Linked DNA regions of Homo sapiens: region 2 is linked to region 1. Evidence: chromatin contacts called from ENCODE Hi-C data. All regions are on one chromosome and are shown on one strand. The core of a region is the stretch at or near the end of the contact, and the rest is flanking DNA. Distances in the headings are between cores, read along the strand shown. Region 1 holds the start of GDAP2 (ganglioside induced differentiation associated protein 2). Region 2 holds the start of SIKE1 (suppressor of IKBKE 1).

Region 1 (7,673 bases), core at 2,189-4,688:
CTAATTTTTTTTTTTTTTTTTTTTTTAGTAGAGATGGGGTTTCACCATATTGGCCAGGCTCGTCTCGAAAGCCTCACCTCAAGTGATCCATCCGCCACGGCCTCCCAAAGTGCTGGGATTACAGGTGTTAGCCACTGCGCCAGAACAACACCAACTGTTGATCATGTCATTAAAAGCATGTAACTTGTGACTTCTTAATCTTTATTTACTCTAAATGAATCATTGACCTAAAATACCTGGACATCATTTTTTATTCAGTGTTGACTCAATATAATCCCTCATTCCTCAAGTTCCAAATTAGTCACGTTGTCATGCCCACCTCATGCATATCTGACATTATAGGCTCAATGCAGCTAAACTGATTTACTTCTGCCCATTAAACCAGCATCAAAGCTTTTACACAGAGATTGGCAGTCTGAGACTGAACATATTTTTCAATGAATATCTATTGAAAACCTACCAATTAGACAGGCACCATTCTAGACACTGGAAATACACTATTAACAAGGCAAAATCCCTAACCTCATGGTACTTACCTTCTTGTACAGTGGTTCTCTAACTCTAGTATACATCCAAATCACCTGGAGGGCTTATGAAAACATTGCTAGAAAACACCATCTCATCTCTTCTCCCAGCACCTGTTTCTGATTTCATAAGTCTGAGGTAGGGCCTAGAATTTTTCATTTCTAACAAGTTTCCAAGTGATGCTGCTATTGCAGTTCTTGGACCACACTTTGAGAACTACTAGTACATGAAAGTCTGTCCTTCATTTCAAAATCAGAGCAGCCACTTACCCTTGGCATAGAAAATGGTTGAGCAACTTGGCACACTATTTTTGGAAAGATGCCATAATTTCTGCACTTTTATTAAATTCACTGAAAATCCATAATCCACTGGTTATTTATAAAAGGGACAAGAGGTGAATGAAGGAGATAACAAATCAGTCCCATCTGTTCTTTACATGGAAGAGTAAAAAGTATCCCCAAAAAACACCCATGCAACTTAAAACACACAAAAATAAAGAAGTTACAGTCTTTTATGAGGAGCTGTTTCTTTTTGCTATTGTTTTTTGTTTCTTTGGTTGGTTGGCTTAACTCTACAGGGTCTTTCTAATTATCAAATGCTGTTTTAGTCTAACACAAAAAAAATTCAATCTCAACTCTCTGATAATATTTTCTGGTAATAATCACTTACTGGCCTCATTGCTTCTCTCACAGGAACCAACATAAAGCCAATTTAAAATCAAGGAAAGATAATATTAACATGGTGATAATGCTCTTAGCCTAGGCCATTTGATTAATTCTTTCCCAATTCCTCTTATTCCTCCAGACTCTGTAGTTGTTCCTTATGTTTGTCTGTCTTTGGCCATCTACCACCTCCTTCTACAGTGTTTTCCTTGGAGAATTCATATAGCATGCCTAGGTCCAGGGACTCCCATCTGTCTATTTCCAGTCCTTTCCACCTACATGAATACTAATTATAGAGTTTCCAATATTTACTGAACATCTCCACTTGAATACCTTATAGTTTCACATTTAACATGTCTATAACCAAGCCTACCTTACTTCTGGTACCCCTCTCTTTTCTTCTGACACTAAGACACAATTTTCCCAGCTCTTCAGGCTCAAAACCATTTAATAACCTTTGAATTATTAATAAAAAAATATTATTATAGCAGCCAAGATTTAGAGAGTGCTTACGCTATAGTAACTGATAACATTATGCAATTGTTTAATTACATACAGCAATTAATGAAACCGAGCTAACATATGCAAAGCACTTAGAAAAGCCTCTAGCACATTGTAAATATGAGCATAAAAAAATTATCCATAAGGACCTGGTATGGTGGCTCATGCCTGTAATGCCAGCACTTTGGGAGGCCAAGGCCTAGGAGTCAAGAGTTTCAGACCAACATAGGCAACACAGCAAGAACCTATCTCTACAAAACATTTTTTAAAAAATTAACCAGGCATGGTGACGCACTCGGGGAGGCTGAGGCAGAAAGATCACTTGAGTCCAGAAGTTCGAGGTTGCAGTGAGCTATGATCACGCCACTGCACTCCAGCCTGGGTGACAGTGAGACTCTGTCTCTAAAAATAAATAAACAAATTCTCCACAATAACACCACAAGGGAAGTCACTCTTCCTATCTCTATTTTACAGACAAGGAACTCAGACCCAGAGATGGCAAATTGCTAACTCAAAGTCATTTAGCAGCTAATTGCCAAAGCCAGATCCCAATCCAGCCAGTCTAACTCCAAAATTTCTGCTTTTAACCACTATGCTAAACTGCTTCTCTTTGCCTCTTTCTCTTTAGTCAATTCCACCTGACTGTTACTCTGAAACAGGATCCCTTTCTCTCCAGCACTTTCAGTTCCAGCTCTTTATCACTGGATTACTGCACTGATTTTCCACCTAGCACCTCCGCCTCCATGTTTTTCACTCTTTTCATTTAAACGTCATAATACTACCGACTAATCTTTTCAAATGAGCTTTCCCTATCCTAAAGCCTTGAAAAGGCTAAATCGTTTGCCAGTTTCCAAAAACTCATCCTATCTAACCCCCGTATTTCTCGAATAAACCTTCCTGTCAGGCTGGCTAGTTTCCTTCCTCGTCCCGCGACCTTGTATTCTTCATATTATTCGTTTTACTTAGAATAACATCCATGTTCTCCTCTACTTCTTTTAACTAATATTATCTTCTGAGGCCCACTTCCTTTCGAGTAAGCCCAATTCTAGCAGCCTTTTTTCATCGCCTCGATATTTAAACTACCTCCCATACAACTTGCACTGTTCACTTTGTTCCACGTGCACAGCTTTCGCCTCCTTTCTGACAGTTCACGACCAAACCTTCTTCCGAGACCCCATGATCTCCGCTTCCTAACCTACAGCCCCCAAAACGATGTTTCCAAGATGCACTGAAGGCCTGGACCGTGGCAACAGACCTGCCACACATTCCTAAACGAGTCTTCGGTCAGGGGAGGGTGACGGAGGGTTCCACACACCGAACACACGGTCATATCATCCTCAGGCCAGCCCGTGCACACGCACGGTCAGGCAGCTCTGCTCAGCACCCGCAACCGCGCCGAGTAGCTGAGGGGCTTCCAAGTACTGCTGTGGGGACGCCCGTAGTTACCTGAGTTCCCCCAGCCCTAGCAACCGGCCTTTAACACGCCCGTCTCGGCTGCTGCTGACATCACGAACGCCTCAGCCAGAATCTGCAAAATCGGAGCCGCAGATAATGCTCTCCGCCCCAACCACGCACCTCCAGGACTCACCTCAGCCTCCACGAGGCTCCCAGCCGATTGGACCCGCCCACAAGACCTGCCCCTTCCGGGTCCGTTCCGGAAGCCTCTTCCGCCAGAGGTTCCCTTTGCCTTCTAGGAGGAAATGACGGAGAAAGCCGGGCGCTGATTGGTGAGCTCTGGCCAGGAGCGGAAGCCGGTGTTTCGCAGCCCAGAGCATTTGCAGCTGGTCACTCCAGTCTCCTGGGACTTTGACTCGCCGTACTCGGCGCGCTCCTGCTGAGGGTCGCCGGAGATGTCGCTCGGCCGCCTTCTACCAGGAGCCTGATCCGTGCCGCCCGCCGCCCGGATGGGACCACCAGAGTGCTGTGAGAGGAGGGACTGAGGCCGGGAGGGAAGGCGGGGCGGAGAGGGCCGGGGGCGCGGTCCGAGGCGCTCGGGACTCGGCCCTGGTCAGGATTGCAGGCTGAGGGTTAGTTCTGTCACTTCTCTTGAAGAACGAGCCTGGCGCCACTTCCTCGCATGTTGGTTAGGTTCTTTCCCGAGGCGTTGTCGGGGACGCCGTCTCTACGAGAAGTGAAAGGGTGGGCAGTCGGCGGGCACTAGGAACAGTGGTGCTGTAGCCAAGGAGGCGGGCGCCCTAGGGTGCAGGTGAAATGGGGCAGGCGGGAGCTCTTGCTGGTTGTAGTCCCAAAGACAAGTCCGTGTTGCCGTTCCTGTGGACTGGACATTCTACGGAACCGAGAGCACCTCGGGTGAGGGGTGGGTAGACGCTGAGCCCAGGATGGTGCGTTGTCTAGGTTCCCGCAATCCCTGGAGTGACACTGGCCTGGCTTTGTGTTTCCGCTCTCTGGCCGCTTGAGGGGGAAGTGACCAAGGCTGACTCCTCCTTGTTTGCTCACTGAGACTTAAGTGCTCTTTCACCAAGTGGGAATTAGCTTTTCTCTCTTGCATTTCTGCTACTTTTATTCTTGAGCTGCATAGAAGTGTTTAGAAATGAGTTCTGATGTCTAGAGCTGTGCAAAATTAAAGCTAACATAGCTGTACAAAAGAAGATCCTGCCGGCGCTTCTTGAACAAGGTATCTGCAGCCAGCCTAGAAATTAGACTTTTGTCTACATTATCTGATTTTCTTTAGAGTTTCCTGAGCTTAATGCATGTTCAGCTAATCTTCCATATTCAAGAAAATTGCAATAGCAAAGAATGCGTATGATGAGACTGTGGACAGCTGTAGCAGCATAGGAGTTTTGAAACAAGATTGCTGTGTATTGGATAAATGAGAAGGGAAGAAATTGTGGCCACAAACTATTATTTTAATAAGCTTGGTGGGAAAGGGAGCATTTGAGTGGGTATGTATGGTTAATATCCCTGACAGGTGCTGTGCATTATATTATTATGGGGAGAAGTGTGTGCTTCAATGGAAAACTACATAGTTTAGATTCTATCTTAACACCCCTTGGAATAACTAATTCTAAAAAAGCTATTTTTCAGTTACGTAAACTAGGTAAGTGACATCAATGCTAAATAATTATTGTCAAGACATGCGAATTCTCTCAGAGATTCAGTGGAAGTTTTGCCTCCTTTTGCACATTTATTTCAATATTCCTGCTCTAAGGTGTCTAATTCTGGGATTTTCTTTATCTTCTCTGCCTGGTTCCATTTTGAGTTAAATAAAATCTTGAACACGGGTTTGGTTTTATATTTGAATGAGTCATGATTTTACCTTTTCTTAAAAAACTATCTTAATATTATTAAATATTATGGGATGGGACAACCACAGATGGAAAAAAATGATTTTAATAAGAGTTGGTATCAGAGCAACTGTGAGTGGTAAGGTAATGCATCTTACAAAATTCCTTATACAATGTTTCAAGGATGTAACTCTACTTCCTTATTTAAGTTTCAAAATGCCTAATATATCAATATTTACAATTAAAACATAGTGCAGTTCATTTAATATGAAGGGGTACTACTAATTTACTGTTAGGATATGTTCTTTGGGTGCTTTTGAATTATGATGTTAAATTTGACCCAAGCCATTGACAAGCTTAGGAATGTTCTTGTTATACTGTATTTATTGTTGACATATTTGACTACTTCAGTTAGTCTTCCAATCTGAAAATCTTTTTTAAAAAATGTCTTTCTGATGGCATAAAATGATTCTTAAGTATGGTGTTGGATGGTGGCATAAAATGATTCTTAAGTATGGTATGCACACATATCCTCATGTACTCTGAACTGTTAAATATTGAAATACAAAGTCATAAAGAATGGTAAACCCGGTAATTAATGGCGGTCAAGTGCATGCACCAGCTCTCTTTGTACTGTTGTTATCCAGGCTGGTCTGATCAATGTAAGCATTTTGAAAGACAGGTAAACAGGTTAAAAGTTACCATTTTTCTCTCTTAAATGATATCATTTTCTTTCTATCCAGAAAAAAAGTTTTTTTTGAGATGGTGATCCAAGGTATTATGCCCAATTTTGCCCAGTTTTGAACAATAAAATCTGATCTCTCTAGCCAATCCAATTATTCATATTAAGCAGTATTTAAAGGACTTCTTAAACTAAAAGATGACAGGATTTGAGGAAAAAAAAAACAAGTTACAGTGTAATGAGAGCTGTTTACACTGCACCATTTGAATTATAAAAGATACATAGTGGGTTATCTTTGTCTTTAGGTCCTCTTCACTAAAGTACTGAAGATCATATGGATATGGAAATAGATTTGATTCATTATGGAATCTTCTGTTTGTCCCATGTAGACTTTTTGATCCTTGGAAATTAATGTCTTGCTTCAAGAGCCTTTTTTTTTTTAACTAGGGCTTAGTGTTTGTTTATGAACTTATTAAAAGTACAGAGCTGATCAACTGATTTTCAGTGGACAGTCTTGCTCTCCTTTAATGTTAGCAAAAATTCTGGCTGTGGCTATAGATTACTGGGTGTAGGAGCCTTCTCCTCCTCCCTTTGTCACTTAAGCAATCTGTTTGCATTCTATCACTGAGATTCTAATTCAAATTTATTTACAAATCTACTTGTATGAGCTCATATACAAATATTCTGGGGAGTGAAAGGATCTGTATCTTTCATGTGATTCTCAAAGGGGCCTGTGACCTTGAGAATGTTAAAAACCACTGTTCTCTCAGGGATCAGGTTTTTCTGCCTAGCTTGGGTTTGTGGCTCCATTTACTGTATGTATTACTAAGGTGTATATGTGTTTAGGGGAAGGAGAGATTCAAACCTCTTTTTGGTGAGAAACATCAATTCTGTTTAGAGATGGAGTTGAAAAAGAATTCAACCTCTGTTAAATACTGTGACACTTCATAAAATGCCATTAAATTTTGTCCTACAATAAGAGCTATGAGCATTACTTTTACTTATTTAACATCCAATATCTTGTGGGTCACAATTACTTAAAAGCTAGGAAAAGGATCCAACAAACTCTACTGACCAGGTATGATCAGGGATATAGGAGAACCACCAGGGTATAATGTCAAAGAAGATAATAGAGTTTTGAGGAGGAAATGATCAGTAATAAATGTGGATAAAATTGGATTAATTCTTGGATTTGACATTTGGGAAGTTATTGTTGAATAGAGTAGTTTTCGTATAGCTGTAGAGCGGAAGCAAAACTGCAGTAGGTTGGGCAAATGTACGAAGAGGAAGTAGAGCTACAAAACAAATTACTCTTAAAAAGTCAAGTGGTAAAAAGGAGTTTAGTATTCTGAAGAAGAAATGAAGTAGAAGAAATAAAGGAGGAAAACCTTTTTGAGAACAGGAGGATTGAGAGGAAGGAAAAAGCCAAGATGTAATTGTAAAAGGAGAATTTATGTTGTAACACTCTCTTAAGAGGAGAAATGGTCAAATGAAGGAAATTGATTAAATTAAAGTGATTTGGTGGGCTTAAACGTGTGGAATATACCCTCAAATCGTCACTTGGAAGTTGGAAACAGTGAATGATTTTGAGTTGGAGGGAAGTTAAGGTAATTGTTCTCCTATGCAGTTTTGACACCAGTTATCTCATTGAATGCTCACAATAATCTTAGGAGAATTACCCTTATTTTAGAAATTAAAAAACTGGTTCAGAGTCAAAGATAACAAAACTATTAGATGATGGTCCTGGATCCAAACTCAGACCCTATGATAACAGAGTCCAAATTCTCACATCGAACCATACTGTCTCTGCCTCACTGTGTAATTGTGTGTGGAAATATTTACCTTAAAATACTAAAGAAACTGGATTCAAAATTGTACCAGTATGATTTTACCTATCACAGAAAAAGGTAGTAACTACATCAAAAGTTGAGGAATTTTTTCCTCCCCCTTAATTTTGGTTTCTTTTCCTTCTTTTTGTTTTGTTTCTTTTTTGAGATAGGGTTTTGCTCTGTCACCGTGCTGGAGTGCAGTGGTGTGATCTCAGCTCACTGCAATCTC
Region 2 (7,673 bases), core at 2,968-5,467, 3.1 Mb after region 1:
GGAGGCGGAGCTTGCAGTGAGCCGAGATCGTACCACTGCTCTCCAGCCTGGGGGACAGTGCAAGACTCTCTCTCAAAAAAAAAAAAAGAAGACATTTATGGGGCCAACAAACATATAAAAAAAACCTCATCATTACTGGTCATTAGAGAAATGCAAATCAAAACCACAATCAGATACCATTTTATGCCAGTTAGAATGGCAATCATTAAAAACTCAGGAAACAACAGATGCTGGTGAGGATGTGAAGAAATAGGAACGCTTTTACACTGTTGGTGGGAGTGTAAATTAGTTCAACCATTGTGGAAGACAGTATGGCGATTCCTCAAGGATCTAGAACCAGAAATTCCATCTGACCCAGCAATCCCATTACTGGGTATATACCAAAAGGATTATAAATCATTCCAAAGGATTATAAATCATGCACACGTATGTTTATTGCAGCACTATTTACAATAGCAAAAATTTGGAACCAACCCAAATGCCCATCAACGATAGACTGGATAAAGAAAATGTGGCATATATACACTATGGAATACTATGGAGCCATAAAAAAGAATGAGTTCAGCCGGGCACAGTGGCTCACGCCTATAATCCTAGGACTTTGGGAGGCTGAGGCGGGCAGATCACCTGAGGTTGGGAGTTTGAGACAAGCCTGACTAACATGGAGACACCCCATCTCTACTAAAAATATAAAATTAGCCAGGCTTGGTGGCACATGCCTGTAATCCCAAATACTTGGGAGGCTGAGGCAGGAGAATCGCTTGAACCTAGGAGACAGTGGTTGCAGTGTGCCGAGATCGCACCATTGCACTCCAGCCTGGACAACAAGAGTGAAACTCTGTCTCAAAAAGAAAAAAAAAAAAAAAAGAATGAGTTCATGTCCTTTGCAGGGACATGGATGAACCTGGAAACCATCACCCTCAGCAAACTAACACAGGAACAGAAAACCAAACACCAAATGTTCTCACTCATAAGTGGGAGTTGAACGATAAGAACGCATGGACAAAGGGAGGGGAACATCTCACACCCGGGCCTGTTGGGGGGTGGGGGGCAGGGGGAGGGAGAGCATTAGGACAAATACCTAATGCATGTGGGGCTTAAAACCTAGATGATGGGTTGATAGGTACAGCAAACCACCATGGCACATGTATACCTATGTAACAAACCTACATGTTCTGCACATGTATCCCAGAACTTAAAGTAAAATAAAAATAAAAATAATGAATGATTCCCTAGGTTTAAATAAGGTTTTCCTAAGGTGTTGGTTTACTCTTAATGAAATTAAAGGAAATTTTGCTTTTTAATTCTATCACCTATTTTTTTTTAAAACTTCTCAGATTCATATCTCAGAAGTTCAGCTTTTGTTGTGTCTGGCTGTTTTCAGTTTTTTCCTCCCTTTGAAAAGGACACTCTCCTTCAACTTTTTCCATCAGCTCCTCTAATTCTTTTTCCTCTGATTCTAACTGTTGGGGCCTGATGCTGAAATGTTTTATCTTAGAAGTCTATAAAAGCAGTGTTTTCCTCCAATATAACTTGATTCTGTACTCCCGGCTTTTCTTGATATGTGATTTTCGTTGTAATCAGGAAACTTCTCACGCAATTGCTCAGAGAGATGTATTCCCTTGCTATACTCATAAGCATGAATACACTCTTCTTGTGTCTGATTAAATTCAAGCACTTTTTTCAAGTATGACTTTCAGGTTACCTACATGGTCTTCCCATAAGGAGAAGCAGTCACACAGCAGAAGGGGTTTTTTGCCTGTGTAGTAACTTGCTTAAGAAACAAGATTTTAATGTTTTATCAAATAATTCCCATGCTCTCTTTAATGGGTTTTTAATTGCCTAGAAAAACTGAGATTTAAAAGGGTTCAGGTTTTTATGTCCTGGTAACCTTCTCAATTGCCTTTAAAGTCTTTAATTATCAGTTTGGTTAAATGAGTAACTATTATTTTTACAATGAATATTATCTTGTTTTGATCAAATGTTTTGAGGCTTTTAAAATCTTTGACCAATGTCCTCAAAATCAAAATCGTAAATTAAGTCTCTGACTTATTGCTGGGGTTTATCGAAGCTATAAAAATTAATCACTGCAAGGTTGTAAAATATTTTTACAGCTTCCAGTCAGGTCATAGACTCCGGTATCACACCTCCAGCTCCTTGAAAAGGTCCTTATCAGGTGATATTAACTAATCCTTGTGCTTTTAAGTTATAGGGACTTACACATATCTCATCCAAAGAAGGCATCAACTCCTGCCAGTATCTGACACTAAACTGCAATTAACCAAAGCCTCATCGTTAGACTCAGGCAAAGGCGACAAAGTAAACTGCTTTCATGAGACACAGGGACAGTCTTGTGTTCAAAAATATTAAGATTCATTTAACAATTCTGCCTCTATCTGAATTAATATAATTTATTCTGTGCCTTGATACTAAATAATTTAAGTGTTTAGCTACCTATGAACTTCTTTTCCTGTTATTCTCAAAACTAGGCAGGGTTTATGACCTTTGTGTTTGAAATGTTGTTAATTCTTTCTGTTTTGTTTTACCTACAAAAGTTGAAACTCTTCAATCCCGCCATGCCTAGAGACTATAACGTAATGTTGTAAGGGCCAGTATTGAGAGCTAAAATTAGTTCAGACCCTACAAATCAAGGATGACACAGATGCCAAAACAGCTAAACAAAATGCTTGCATTTTGTATAGCTAATTGCAACAAGCCAAGATTACAGCAGCTCAATGCATAGAATTTATAGATAAGTCAATTTTGTAACCCTTGCCTTTTGGTTTTTGCCTCTTAACATTGCTTAAGAGGGGTTTTAAGGTTAATGAGTGCCTGCCCACCTCCTTCCCATCTGACCTAGAACGTTTAATTGGCTGTAACTCTTTTGACTCTAAGTCAGTTGGCCGCAGGAGGGACATGATGGACTCAGGGCAGGTAGCACACCACCCTGGCATTGATATGGGACAAAATTAAAGTTTGGACACTGATACTGTCTCTGGGATACCTTGACCAAAAAAAAAAAAAAAGTGGAATGCTGTTTTGAAGGCATGAGCCTAGCCATTCCCCATCTGCGAGCATTTGATTAGTAAAGCTTTCACCACAGGTCACTTCTCATGTTTTTGGCCTCTAGGCAGCAAGCAGCCAGACGTGAGCCAGTTGCAATAGCAGCATTATTGACAATAGCAAAAGGTGGAAGCAACCCAACTGTCCATCCACGGATGAATGGATAAACAAAACGTGGTATATATATATTATTCAGCCTTAAAAAGGAAGGAAATTCTAACATATGCTACTATATGGATGAAACTCGTGGACATTACACTAAGTGAAATAAGGCAGTTATATAAATACAAATGCTGTATGATTTCACTCATGTCAGGTACCCAGAATAGTCAGATTTGTAGAGACACAAAGTAGAATGGTGGCTGCCAGGAGCTGGGGATAAGGAAGAATGAGGAATTATTGTTTAATGAGTACAGAACTTCAGTACTGCAAGATGAAAGAGTTCTAGAGATGGATGCTGATGGTGGCTGTATAACAATATGAATGTACAACTGAACTGTACACTTATAAATGGCTGAGATATTAAATTTTATGTGTATTTTGCCACAATTTAAAAAAAATTAAATGAAAGTAGGCCAGGCGCGGGGGCTCACACCTGTAATCCCAGCACTTTGGGAGGCCGAGGCGGGCGGATCACTTGAGGTCAGGAGTTCGAAACCGGCCTGGCCAACATGTGAAACCCCGTTTCTACTAAAAATAGAAAAATCAGCCGGCGTGGTGGCGCATGCCTGTAATCCCAGCTACTCGAGAGGCTGAGGCAGGAGAATCGCTTGAACCCTGGAGGCAGAGGTTGCAATGAGCCAAGATCGCGCCACTGCACTCCAGCCTGGACAAGAGCAAGATTCCGTCTCAAAAAAGAAAAAAATAATGAAAATAAAAAGAAACTAACTGTGACTGAAGAACAACCCACATCAATGAAAACCAGTAGGGAAAGGAGACCTTCCCACTGCCCAGCTAATCATAGCCTGACCACCAGGCTGTGGTAACTGGAAACCAACGGCGTGGCAAGTGTAGGTCTGGGGCTCCGCGCAAGGAAGGACTGCAAGGAAGCCGCAGGTTAAAGCGGGTCAACCCGCAAAATAGGCTGCCACTGCGCAGGCGCCCATTGCGCCTACCAAGACACCTTGTAAACGTGCCCGGAAATGACGCCTGTAATGCTGAGACAGACTCCCAGAAGATCTGAGCGAGTCGCGTAGCTGAGCCCGGCAGGGGCTGGGGTGGTGCTGCTGCTATGAGCTGCACCATCGAGAAGATCCTGACAGACGCCAAGACGCTGCTGGAGAGGCTACGGGAGCACGATGCGGCCGCCGAGTCGCTGGTGGATCAGTCGGCGGCGCTGCACCGGCGGGTAGCAGCTATGCGGGAGGCGGGGACAGCGCTTCCGGACCAGGTCAGGCAGAGGGTAGGAGTCCAGTGCTCTCGGATTCTGGGCACTGAAGGGTGGAGAGCGAGGTAAAGTGGGAACTCGGCCTGGAATTTATTCCCGGTCTCAGAGGGCGGCGGTGAGACCATTTTCCTGGGTCGGGGCTGAGAATCCTGCCCTGGAGCCCTAACTTCTGCCTCTTCAGTTGCATCTGCCGCTGTTCTCTTTAAGGCATGCTTAGTCTGTCTCTATTTGTCCAGTATCAAGAGGATGCATCCGATATGAAGGACATGTCCAAATACAAACCTCACATTCTGCTGTCCCAAGAGAACACACAGATTAGAGACTTGCAACAGGAAAACAGAGGTTAGTCAGGCCTTTTCATATCTGGTAATAGTTTAAAGTTATTGCAAAATTGCCCTAAACATTTACAAAAGTGTACATATATTTCCAGGTCAGTACTTTTAGTAGGAGAGTCCTCCTGATCTGGCCCAGTAACAATAAAGTTTGTTAGATTACCCTTTTCAAGGTCATCTGACTAATATTGCAGCAGCTTACCAAAGAGGTGCTGTGTAGAGTTGGTATTATTGCATGGTTTATTTTTAAGCATCCTCAGATGTGTAACAAAAGAGTTCATAGCCTCATGGACTTAAAATTTAATGTTTAAGTATTAATATAAACACTGAAGGTAAGATTTAAGGTTTTGTTTATGTTCTTGTTTGTGCAAGGTGAAGCAGCAGAATTTTATTCTAAGGGTATATATTCTTAGGCTTGATTAGTACATTATTAATGATTGTGGTATTAATAGTTGTTTACCAGAGGGGTTTCACATATATCATTCTACTGTATTCTCATATCTTCATTTTTATCTACCACAATGCAGTTAAGAAATAGGCTCAGAAGAAGCTAAATGATTTACTTATGAGTATTAACCAAGCAAGTTACAGAACTGAACTCAAACACATGTCTTCTGATGATACATCCATTGTTGTTTCTGCAAGACTTTGCTTCTCTGCCTAGAAAGTTACCTTTCACATAGACTTTAACTGTTCAGTTTTGCGGACTTAAACATTGATTTACAACTTTAGATTCATATTATCTATATAGTGTTACAAAATTCCAACTGTTAAGACTTTGGATTTGGGAACTGTCTCTCAGACATCACTGCCAAGTTCTTTTATTTTTTGACAGAGCTATGGATTTCCTTGGAGGAACACCAGGATGCTTTGGAACTTATCATGAGCAAATATCGGAAACAGATGTTACAGTTAATGGTTGCTAAAAAAGCGGTGGATGCTGAACCAGTCCTGAAAGCTCACCAGTCTCACTCTGCAGTAAGAAACTTTGAATAAATTCGAAATGAACCAAATTGAAATCTTGAGATTGTTTTAGATTGTGTGCTTGTTTTTTTGCTTTGTGAGATAGGGTCTGGCTCTTGTCGACCAGGCCGTGGTGTAATGGCACGATCTCGGCTCACTGCAACCTCTGCCTCCTGGGCTCAAGCCATCGTCTCACCTCTGCCTCCGGAGCAGCTGGGACTACAGGTGCACACCACCACGCCCTGTTAATTTTTGTGGGGTTGTTTGTTTGTTTGTTTGTTTGTTTGTTTTTTGGTAGAGATGACATTTCGCCATGTTGCCCAGGCTGGTCTGAAACTCCTGGGCTCAAGCGATCCACCCACGTTAGCCTTCCAAAGTGCTGGGATTATAGGCATGAACCACTGCGCCTGGCCATGTGTGCTTGTTTTTGAAGAAAAGTAAGCTCATTTTCCTTTCATGTTTATCACATTTGTTGTTTATTTTGCCATGGCTTTGTAAAGATATGAATAGAAAGAAGGAGGATAGGGGCTGCTCAGATCCTTTTATTTGAGTGGGACTAAGGTTCCCCCTCCCTCACCAAGATCTCTTTTGAAAATGTTCATTAATTCTTAGCGCTCCCACCAAACATAATGCCAGTTAGTGTTGAAGCTGCCTGGTAAACACTTGGTTGGTTATTACTTATACATTTAACTTAAGCTCCTTGCTTGTAAGGCGCATGAATTCACATTTTATTCCTAACATAGTACCTGACATACAGCAGGCAGTCAGTAAACCTTTTATAAACTGAACCACATAGTATCATACTATGTTGTTAGGGGAGAGAAGTATGGTTTTTTAAAAAAACAAACATGGCATAGTTTCTGTTCTTTGCTAATTTGGGAGACTCAGTAATTGTTCTTATGTTTATAGGTGCTTCATGGTTGTCATTGTACATTCTTGTGTACTGTATCATTTAATTCTAGATGTATAGGGTTGGAGCCTACTACTTCTGTGAGATGTAGTGAAATATAAGCTTCATCTTAAATTCCATTGAATGCATTTTACTGACTTAAAAGTTTTAGGAAACAGATATTTTAAATATTTGAATGGCTTTCATCTGGAAGAGAAAAATAGATTTTCTTCTCGTATGGAGGAAAAAACTTGAACCTTGAAAGAGACAGAGTTTACTCAGATAGATAAACTTTCTAAGTGATATGTCCAAAGATGGAATAAAGCACCTTGGAATGTAGTAAGCTTCCTGCCAGTAAAAGTATTCAAATTTAAGTTAAACAGCCACTTAGAGATAGTATCCAACATCCAATGGGTAGTTAAACTACAATTGATTTTTTTTTTCCATTTCAAATCTTTTTATTGGAGTGTGGACCTACTGGGGGATTGATGCACTGGACATAGATAATTTTCAGAAATGAAAATAACATTGCTTGCATCGAATCAGATTTCACCCACAAAAATGACTAAGGCCTTACCAGAGTTGGCATTGGATGAAACCTTAGTCCTTTATGGAAAGGGAATCATGTGGCCTTCTATTTCTGAAATAGACTAAAGATTACTCATTTATTCTCTGCAATTACAGCCATCAGATCCTTTGAAATCTTGGAAGGCATGAGATGATGACATGAGTGTAACACAAATCCATATTGAAGAGCCCAGTATTTTAAAATTCCCCATGTTCACATACCAAAGGGTTACTTATGAGCTGATGCATATCACAGATAACCATATGATTATCAACTTGATGTCTGGGCAAAGAGCGAAAACAGAAAATGCATTCTACTCTTCACTTCTTGGTTTTAAATATAAGAAACATTATATATATTTTAAAAAACTGTATTCCTTAGTAGTGGTATCAATAGAACATATACAACTGGAATGAGGATCCCCTTAAGGAGGCCTTTTTTTTGTTTGTTTTTTAAATAAGTTCTAGGGTA

The links. Hi-C counts contacts between places; a loop is a spot of excess contacts on that map. Pooled maps may share reads with other maps.
Region 2: a loop to region 1 is called in a pooled map, with 11 times the contacts of the local background. The contact joins the promoter of SIKE1 here to the promoter of GDAP2 in region 1. A Hi-C loop is called at or near these places in 6 of 50 pooled maps.

The regions. Positions count from the first base shown.
Region 1 is chr1:117,925,386-117,933,058 of GRCh38, reverse strand. It overlaps GDAP2 (ganglioside induced differentiation associated protein 2), which reads left to right and starts at 3,438. Exons shown (of 14, transcript NM_017686.4): 1 at 3,438-3,611. It overlaps WDR3 (WD repeat domain 3), which reads right to left and starts at 3,320. Exons shown (of 27, transcript NM_006784.3): 1 at 3,277-3,320. RefSeq lists enhancers at 3,168-3,337, 3,219-3,513.
Region 2 is chr1:114,777,229-114,784,901 of GRCh38, reverse strand. SIKE1 (suppressor of IKBKE 1) reads left to right here and starts at 4,217. Exons shown (of 5, transcript NM_025073.3): 1 at 4,217-4,453; 2 at 4,687-4,792; 3 at 5,618-5,760. The coding sequence starts at 4,295. RefSeq lists enhancers at 3,835-3,954, 4,195-4,434, 3,899-4,464, 4,465-5,031.